Regions from separate parts of the Homo sapiens genome. Here region 1 is linked to region 2. The links are chromatin contacts, found by Hi-C or POLR2A ChIA-PET in ENCODE. All regions are on one chromosome and are shown on one strand. The core of a region is the stretch at or near the end of the contact, and the rest is flanking DNA. Distances in the headings are between cores, read along the strand shown. Region 1 overlaps SAMD7 (sterile alpha motif domain containing 7). Region 2 has its middle 11 kb from the start of ACTRT3.

Evidence for each region. A loop is a pair of places that touch in the nucleus more often than their neighbours do. ChIA-PET counts read pairs that join two places held with the same protein, here RNA polymerase II (POLR2A). Pooled maps may share reads with other maps.
Region 1: a map of Ramos shows a loop between it and region 2 (2.5-fold over the local background). The contact joins two enhancer-like sites. A Hi-C loop is called at or near these places in 1 of 168 maps with a recorded cell type or tissue (Ramos), 11 of 37 single-sample maps with no recorded cell type and 10 of 50 pooled maps. POLR2A ChIA-PET finds 5 or more read pairs at or near these places in 4 of 52 experiments (B cell, HEK293, OCI-LY7 and 1 more).

What each region holds. Positions count from the first base shown.
Region 1 is chr3:169,929,236-169,933,847 of GRCh38, forward strand. The region is part of intron 7 of SAMD7 (sterile alpha motif domain containing 7); the gene reads left to right. It also overlaps the pseudogene FAM20BP1. Among named protein-coding and RNA genes, the nearest start is that of SAMD7, 20 kb to the left of the region's middle. Within about 2 kb of position 1,961, at least 4 of the 41 ENCODE cell types and tissues checked have a DNase peak (open chromatin) inside an H3K27ac peak, as active enhancers do; they include OCI-LY7, where a contact is called at or near this core.
Region 2 is chr3:169,756,212-169,761,217 of GRCh38, forward strand. No RefSeq gene overlaps it. Among named protein-coding and RNA genes, the nearest start is that of ACTRT3, 11 kb to the right of the region's middle. Within about 2 kb of position 3,265, at least 4 of the 41 ENCODE cell types and tissues checked have a DNase peak (open chromatin) inside an H3K27ac peak, as active enhancers do; they include OCI-LY7, where a contact is called at or near this core.

The DNA of each region.
Region 1 (4,612 bases), core at 711-3,210, 170 kb after region 2:
AATGCTACATTTTCATGCATTTAGTTTACTTTTTTGAGTTATTTAATAATACAATTCTAAGCAATAAAGTGCCTACTAAATCTAGTATCATTTTTGGTTTGCATGTTAAAGGAAAAGAAAGCAAGAAAAGGATATTAAGGTTTAACTACATCATAATTAACTGATACTAGAGCTGATTATTTTCCAGATCTGTTTTGTGAAATGTTTGTCTACAGTGAGATACTGTTAACTCTTTTTCTTTTTATTATTATTATTTTTTAGTTCAGTTTACGGGACTTACGGAAAAACTATATAGAGTAGTTACTAAGAATATAGCTTCTGAAGCCAGAAAGTACAAATTCAAATCCTGGCTTTTCTATTTTCTGGTTGTGTGACCTAGGACAAGTTGCCTCCCTTCTCTGTGCCTCAGTTGTTTTATCTGTAAAATGAAGATAATCATAATAATACATTTTCAGAGGATTTTTGTGAGCATTAGAGTGCATGGCACCTTGTAAATACTCAATAAACATGAATTTCATCATTATACCCAAGAGACGGCCAAGCCTCAAGTTACTTATGAAGCAAGTTGTGTTCCTCAAGTCACCCATTTTTGTCTTTTGCATAACCTGATAAAAAGTTTTTGGCCTACTCTTCCCTGTTCAATGGTTATAACCTTATTTTTAAAAATTAGTCATTAGTCATGGGTAAGCCACTTTTTAAATGTATCTATACCACTTCAAGTGCCATGTCAACCATGGGTTCAATTAAGTTGCTAACTTCTGATAACAACCGGAAGAGCAACCCTTATTTAATAAGCATGTGATTGCTAAGATCTGGCACATTGAATTTGAACTCTGATTATTCTTAGTGATCCATAGTCAGAAAAGTGCAATTTATAATAATAGCTCTTGTAATAAATAATATTACATGCTTTTCATAGTTTAAAATCCCAAATGTCCCCTTGTGGGTACACAGAAGTCACATAAACATGAGTACTCCAAACTCTGCTGACTCATTATCTCTCACTGACAGGATGTCAGCGCCCTCTTCCCTACCCCAAGAAGTGGTAGCAATTATTTCTAGATACGTCTCAAATTTGTTTAGGATCAAGTCCTGCTTTAGTTTCCCCATTAAAGTATACTCCCTCCAAGTGACAGCAGGTGGCATCAACTGAAAGATGTCACTGCTGTGCTGTGCCTGCCCCCAGCTATGCTCTGTGATGTTATTTTATACAGAAATGGGGAGATGCCCTCTGGATGCAACAGCCCTGAAGCAGCACTGCTTGTACCCCACTCTCACAAGGACGCTTGTCTAAAATGTCCCATCAGGTGTTACTCATTGTTACTCATAGCCCCTTTCTTTTCTTTTTTTTTTTTTTTTTTTTTGAGACAGAGTCTTGCTCTGTCGCCCAGGCTGGAGCGCAGTGGCATCATCTCTGCTCACCACAACCTCCGCCTCCTGGGTTCAAGCGATTCTCCTGCCTCAGCCTCCCGAGTAGCTGGGACTATAGGTGCACACCACCACGCCTGGCTAATTTTTTGTATTTTTAGTAAAGACAGGGTTTCATCGTGTTGGCCAGGCTGGTCTCAACCTCCTGACCTCATGTTCCGCCCACCTCGGCCTCCCAAAGTGCTGGGATTACAGGCATGAGCCACCGCGCCCAGCCCCATAGCCCCTTTCTTTAAATGAGTTGGACCAAGGTGCTGAGATTAGCTGGCGTTAAACCTACTGTCCCCCAACTATCCTCTTACTCCCCATCTCTGCCTTAGGTGCCTACTCAGCAACTTCTCACCACTCACCTCCTGTAGGTAGAAAAAGAAATTCAGCAGAAAAAAAATAACAACTAAAACCCAAAGCCCCAAGTGCAAATGAACTCTTTTAAATAGGTGTAGAGAAAGGATTGGTGGCTCAGCTGTTAAGGAACATTCAGGAGAGCCTGCAACATATTTTGTTCCAAGTAAATGTCTAGTTCAGAGGACTCAGCAGATAAAATATCCTCTCTCTAAAAAGAACTGAAATTACTGAAAATATGTGCACATTTATATCATTACACATGGCCCAAACTGCTCTGGTGAGAAAGAAGGGGGTACATCTGAGCGACAGGGACATGTATGTGTCCTCGCCCCAGGCCCTGAGTACATCCACCATGGCTGAGGGTTAGATCCTCACACATTTCAGTCCCCTGGCTGCCAGCCTACCTCTGCTTGAAAATTTATCCACGTGGTTCCTCCTTTGGATGCTCACAAATTGTCAGGTGCACACTACCACACCCAGCTAATTTTTTTTAAAGAGATGGGGGTCTACTATGTTGCCCAGACTTGTCTCAAACTCCTGGGCTCAAGTGATCCTCCAGCCTTAGCCTCCCAAGTAACTGAGATTACAGATGTGAGCCACCGCACCTGGCTCTTTAATTTATATTAGCCATTTTCTATAATTTGCTTAATTAAAATAGGAAAAGAAATAATTACTTAATGCAGTTTGTTGGGGGACGGCTGGCTCAGCGCTGAGAGAGGTGGCCAGGGAATGGTGGGAGCTGCAGTGGTGGTGGCAGTGGCTGGGGTGATAAGCACAGCCTGGGGCTGCCCCTCCTCGGGGGCCATGCTGCATTGCACTGCATGGGTAGCCACGAGCGAGTCTAGGACGCAACGGGAACTGTGGAAGGTGCATCCACAAATGGACCAATGTGTGTAATGATGGAATCTCCTTACTAACCATTACCACTGCCTCTCCTTGATAAGTGAGCCAGAGAGTGAGTGGGTCAGGGGAGAAGAAAAGAGGTCAACATGAAGCTAAAGCAGCGAGTCATGCTGTTAGCAATTCCTGTCATCTTTATCTTCACCAAAGTTTTCCTGATTGACAACTTAGATACATCAACTGCCAAGCAGCGTTTCACTACTTGATCCCCTGAGGGCTTTTCACCGAATGATGACTGGCTTGTGGATGGAGCTGTCACCCAAGTTGGACCACACGTTGCAGTCTTCCTAGGAGACTGCAGCCCAGTGGGTGGTTCCCCAGGAAGTGTACTGTGAAGAGACACCAGAGCTGGGGGCAATCATGCATGCCATGGCCACCAAGCAAATTATTAAAGCTGATGTGGGTTATAAAGGGACACAGCTGAAAGCCTTACTGATCCTTGAAAGGGAACAGAAAGTTGTTTTCGAACCTAAGTAGTATAGCCGAGACTATGTAGTGGAAGGGAACCATATGCCGGTTATGATAGACACAATGCGGAGGTAGCAGCCTTTCACTTGGACAGGATTGTGGGTGTCCCAGAGCCCTGCTGATGGTGGGCAGATCCGTTCATCTTCAGACAGAGATCAAGCCTGTTACCATGGAGCAGCTGTTGAGCCCCTTCCTAACTGTAGGACACAATACTTGTTTTTATGGGAAGTGTTATTACTACCGAGAAACAGAATCAGCTTGTGCCGATGGAGACACAATGGAAAAATCTGTCACACTTTGGCTTCCAGATGTGTGGCCTCTCCAGAAACACTGACACCCGTGGGCCAGGACTTACTGAAAAGGCAAATTGGCCAGGTGGGAGTATGATGAGCGCTACTGTGAGGCTGTGAAGAAAACGTCCCTTTATGACTCTGGCCTGTGCCGCCTGGACACCATTAACACAGCTGTCTTTGATTACCTGATTGACAATGCTGACTGCCATTACTATAAGAACTTTCAAGATAATGAGGGCGCCAGTATGCTCATCCTTCTTGATAACAACAAAAGCTTTGGGAACCCCTTGCTGGATGAAAGAAGCATTCTTTCCCCCCCTCTATCAGTGTGGCATCACTCAGGTGTCTACCTGGAACAGACGGAACTACCTAAAGAATGGTGTGCTGAAGTCTACCTTAAAATCTGCCATGGCCCATGACCCCCTCTCCCCAGTGCTCTCTGATCCTCGTCTGGACGCCATGGACCAGTGGCTCCTGAGTGTCCTGGCCACCGTGGAGCAGTGCACTGACCAGTTTGGGATGGACACTGTATGGTAGAAGACACAATGCCTTTCTCCCACTTGTAACTCTCAATAAAAAATAAGTGAAACTTCTTTTTACAAAGATAGAGAAGCAGCACAATCAATTCCAAATGGTATGAAATGGATTGGAAATGGCCAGCAGCAAGTTCTGGTGACAGGGGACAGGGTGGCCTTGGATGTCTTTGGTGTTTTCTGTAGTAGAAACTAAAGCAAAGACCACAAGTTTCTGAGCATGGAGATGTTCCTGCTGAATCACCTTCTGAATTCCTCAGCAATTGCCCATTCTAGCAATAGGCATCATAGTTGGTCAGTCTTAATTCCCAGGCCAAAGGACAATCAGACATTTTCATAGATGAATACTGGGATTGGCTCTGGAGTGTGTGTTTTGAGTGGAACATTTCAGTCCTTTCTCCACACCGGTGCATATTGTGGAAAAATATATGTATACATTCATGACTAAAATCTATTAGAACACAAGGTTCCCAGTACAGGAGCTTTCCAAGAAGATTCTACTTTTTAGCTGGTCCTGAGTCATGCCCTGTGAGGCATGGAGCACAGAGTGGAAACAAGACCAATGTGGTTCCTCTTCTCATGGCACTCATAGTCCAGAAGAGGGGCACCAGTGAGTGATCCCACATCCATACGAGCACGTTGTGA
Region 2 (5,006 bases), core at 2,015-4,514:
TTTGCCTCTGTGCTGGTGAAATCATAGTTACAATTAGCTGGTCTGTTCTCTGCCCCAACAGCACTCCATCATGCATTCAACAAACAATTATTGAGCACCTGTTATGTACTAGGCACCTGGGATCTGTCAATGAACTCAATGACTTGGGTTCTGCCCCTATCCTTATAACCCAGTGAAGAACACAGATAAGCAAATAATTTATTGCAAATTAGGAAAACATGTTATAAAGGTAATCAACAGAAGATCATAAGAGGAGGGGTAACCTGCTTCAAAAGGGGGTCAGAGAGGATTCTGAGGAGGTGATATCTAAGTTAAGACTTGAGGAGGAGAGAAGGGGCCAGGAACTACAAGTGCAATTTAAGCAGAGAACCCAGGATGAGAGTTTGGTACAAAGGAGGCTGGTGTGGCTGAAGCACAGTGCAAGAAAAGAAGAGGGTGTATTAGTTTGTTTTCACACTGCTGGTAAAGACATACCCGAGACTGGGAAGAAAAAGGGATTTTATTGGACTTACAGTTCCACCTGGCTGTGGATGACTCAGAATCATGGTGGGAGGCAAAAGTCACTTCTTACATGGCGGCAGCAAGAGAAAATGAGAGAAGAAGCAAAAGTGGAAACCCCTGATAAACCCATCAGATCTCGTGAGACTTATTCACTATCACGAGAATAGCATGGGAAAGACTGGCCCACATGATTCAATTACCTCCCCCTGGGTCTCTCCCAAAACACATAGGAATTCTGGGCGATACAATTCAAGTTGAGATTTGGGTGGGGACACAGAGGGGTAAGCAGGGGGCCAGATTATACAAAGCCTTGATAAGAATTTTGGATTTTATTCCAAGTGCAACATGAAGTCACTAAAGTGTTGTGAAGAGAAAAAACATGGCTCAGTTAGCCTTTTAATAAGATCACTCTAGTTCCGTTGTGAAGAATGAATTGGTAATGGGTGTGAGGCAAGATAAGAAGTAGAAAGACCTGTCAGGTCTTTGTAGAAGATGGTGAACTGGGCTGGGGCAGTGGCTAACACCTGTAATCCCAGCACTTTGGGAGGCCAAGGCAGGTGGATCACCTGAGGTCAGGAGTTCAAGACCAGCCTGGCCAACGTGGTGAAACCCCATCTCTACTAAAAATACAAAAATTGCTGGGCGTTGTGGCACGTGCCTGTAATCCCAGTTCCTTGGGAGGCTGAGGCAGGAGAATCACTTGAACCTGGGAGGTGGAGGTTGCAGTAAGCCAAAATCACACCATTGCACTCCAGCCTGGGCAACAGAACAAGACTCTCTCTCCAAAAAAAAAAAAAAAAAAAAAAAAAGATAGTGAACTAGATTAAGGTAGTAGAAATGAAGCCAAAGTGGGAGGATCACTTGAGGCCAAGAGTTCAAGACCAGCCTGGGCAATATAGCAAGCTCCTGACTCTCAAAAAAATTATTTTAAAAATTAGGCTGGCGGTGCACATCTGTAGTCCCTCTATTTCTCACCTTTTTTTATGATATTGTCACATTAATTTTGTAACTGAAAAAATTAGAAAGCATTATTAATTAGATTACTTAGCATTTGCCTCTGTGCTAACTCCTGGGCTCAAGTGACCCTCGCACCTCAGCCTCAGGGCTGCAGTGAGCTATGTCACACCACTGCACTCCAGCCTGGGAAACAGAGCAAGACCCAATCTCAAAAAAAAAAAAAATAGACCAGAGGACACGGCAGGGTGCGGGGAAAATGAGACATCAGCAGTGGTGCCCAGAAGACTGGTTTTAGCTCCTGGGTGTAGCAGTAGCATTTACGGGAAGGGGAAAGGGAAGAAAAAATAGATTTGGGGGATAAAATGATGAATTTAGTAAATTTAAATAACATGAGACTGCACCATATAATTTGCTTATAGAATCTCTCTCTCCAGGAAGACCTTTAAAGATGAGGAATATATGTTTCACCTTTGAAGTCTCAACACCCTGAACAATACAACATGTTGCAGACTAGGTATTTAGTGTTTGTTAAATGAACATCACAACTTTGCAAGTGGTTCATTCATTCCAGTATAATAAGATTCCAGTTATTGTGAAAAGCCATTTAAACTGTTTTCCTTACCAAGGAAAAGTTGATAGATGAGTAATTATTCTTTAACTTAAAAAGAGAATGAAAAAGTATGTGATTTTTTTAAAATTATTTTTTGTTTGTTTAGTTTTCTGTAAAGTAAAATAGCAGTTAAAAGCTAAAATGCGTGTATTTACATTCTTAGGCCTGCTACTGACCTTCTTCAAGTGATTTTACCTCCCAACGTTTCAGTTTCTCCATTTGCAGAAGGGAGATAATGGTGGTTGCCTTATCTCACAAGGATGTCATGAAAATAAGTCAGATAAATTGCTTTGCCCTCCTTGGAGAGGGGCTCTAGAAAGTAAGCATTATTAGATATGATGATGAATACCCACAACTTCAAAGATATTTTTAAATTGCCCCCCCTCCGCCCCCAAGTCTTTGAACATGTTAAGCCTATGAATAGCACTGGGGTAGGTGTTTATATATTTCTGGCAAGCTTTCACCTCTTGTTAAAGCAGTAAATGGTCTTTGAACAAACGTATTTCTCATTCTTTGATAACTATGCTTCCTTGTTTGTACACTTGAAAGATGATTATAATCTGGCATATGAGGTCAAGTTGAACTCCTTGGTGCCATTACAGTTCAAATGTAGCTTTAATTGAGTTTTTCTTCCAAGGTTGAAAATAAGTCACCCAGTTCACTTTAGCAAACTACTCGCATTTTTTAAAAAGATTGTGGGGAATGTAACTGTTTTTGCAACTGATATGTATAATGTTTTTCATTTTAGTTATAATATCCTCATTGATCATACAAAAAAGTCAGTATTTGTATTTCTTCATTATTGCATTTTTCTGTTTTCCTTAAATTGTTTTTAATAACTATAATTATGCCTTTTAACACTTATATAGACAGCCATAGTACACACATAAATATCACCAAAGTGAAAACCTAGAGCCCCAAGACAAAAAAAAAAAAAAAAATGATAGTCAAACATCATCTAGAGAAAGATTCTAGCTGCAGGTGTGCATCAAGTTCATAATTGGTGTTATTTTAAAAATTCACAAACCATTAGCACTTCCACCCTTCTCCATATATCTCTTAACTATATACCCAAGTCAAAACCACTTCCTGCCAGAGTAACTACAACATACCCATCAGAGCGCTGTAAAATCATTACTTGCAAAGTAAAGAGTAAGACAGACTTCTCCTCTCATTAATAATACCAGTTGCTGTCATATATATTACTCATATATTCTCCCCACAACCACCCTTCAAGGGAAGTCTTAGTACATCCGGTTGACACATGTGGAATGTAAAGTTGGGTGACTTATGCTAGATTCCCTCAGCTAGGTTAGAACAGGGTAAAAGTACAGGACCACAATAATATCCTTATTTCAATGTCTTCCTGTTTCCTTTTTATATCAAGGAAGAAATGAGAATTTGAGGCAACACAAATGAAGACCATATATACTTTGATACCTACCTAGGAGGGGAGATACAAACCAGAGTAAAGGAAAAATATGGGAAAAGTTGCCTCATTTCCACCTAGTGATGGTGGAACCCTTGGAACCCTCTTCACATCCCATAACGACTGACAGAATGGACACTGAAAAACAGGCCCACCCCTCAGGCAGAACCACTGGAAGAAATACCCTAACCCCTATACGTGAAGGATTAGCACTACTATTTTCAGAATATTATTAAAATTTAATTTTGAAACTTCTCTTTAGTGATATTCCCAGAAACCTATAACAGATACCACCAGTGTAAACTCCTCTCAAATACATTTATTTTGGGTAGGCCTCAAACTGGTAGGATGGTCCAAACCCTCACCCTTCTAGAGAAAGCACTCAGGAATGCTTAAATTTGCCTAGGCCAAAGGTCGCAAATTAATAGCCTATAATAGACCAGATTTTATCTCAAAACGTTTTTTTATTGGTGCATTGCAATGACTTCAGCTATCAACAACCTAAGCTAGGAGGTCCCCAGGCCATCCTTACATCTGACAAGCTGCCTACAAATTTAGGGGTTCCCACTACCCCTTCAAGTTTCATAATTCAGTAGAATGACTTAGAGAACTCAGGAAAGTGTTATTTCGGTTTTATTACAGTTTTATCATAGCAAAAGGATGTTTATTATAGTTATTATTATGGTTTTATTATAGCAAAAGGATTCAAATCAAAACCAGCCAAAGGGAGAGACACATAGAGTGAGGTCTGGGAGGGTCCCAGAAAGAAGGTTCCATTGTCCCTCTCCTCATGTCCTCAGGGACACATTTTCCTCCTAGCACACTGAGTACTGCCAACCACGGACGTTCATCCAAGCTTCAGTGTGTCCAGAGTTTTTATTGGGGCTTCATTACAGGCATGATTGGATGAATCACTAGTCATAAGGCTCAGACATGTGGCTCCAAGTCTCTCAAGAGGTCGGGCTAGTATCATGGGGCCCAAAGCCCCAACACTCTAATCACATGGCTGACCAACCCCCAGTCATGAGTCATCTCGTTAGTGTAAACTATTGGGTCTAGTCCAAGAGGCCTACCAAGAAAAGACACTCCCACCATTCTTGGTGAATTCCAAGGGTTTAGAGGCTACTTCCCAGGGTTCAGGAACAAAAGCCATCCAAATTCTTTACCATGCACTTATATAATATTTAAATTTTATTTCAATTTAGCTACCAACATTCTATAATCAGTGGTGTTGACATAAAAATCTGAATTTTTGTCTTCTCTTGCAATACTGACAATTTTAGGCTCAATTTCTGTAAGATTGCTGCCTCCTTAAAAAGGGAAGCTCATTCTCCCTACCATCTCTATAGTCTCCATTTTCTTATTCCCAGTGTGATTCACTTCTTTGTTTCCTTTCTGTCCACTGCAGACATTTAAATTTGCATATCCTGGGCTAATTCTTGGGTATTTTCGCTGTTTTTACTTCCATCACATATTATTACCTTAAAAGAATGAACATGAAGGAATGAC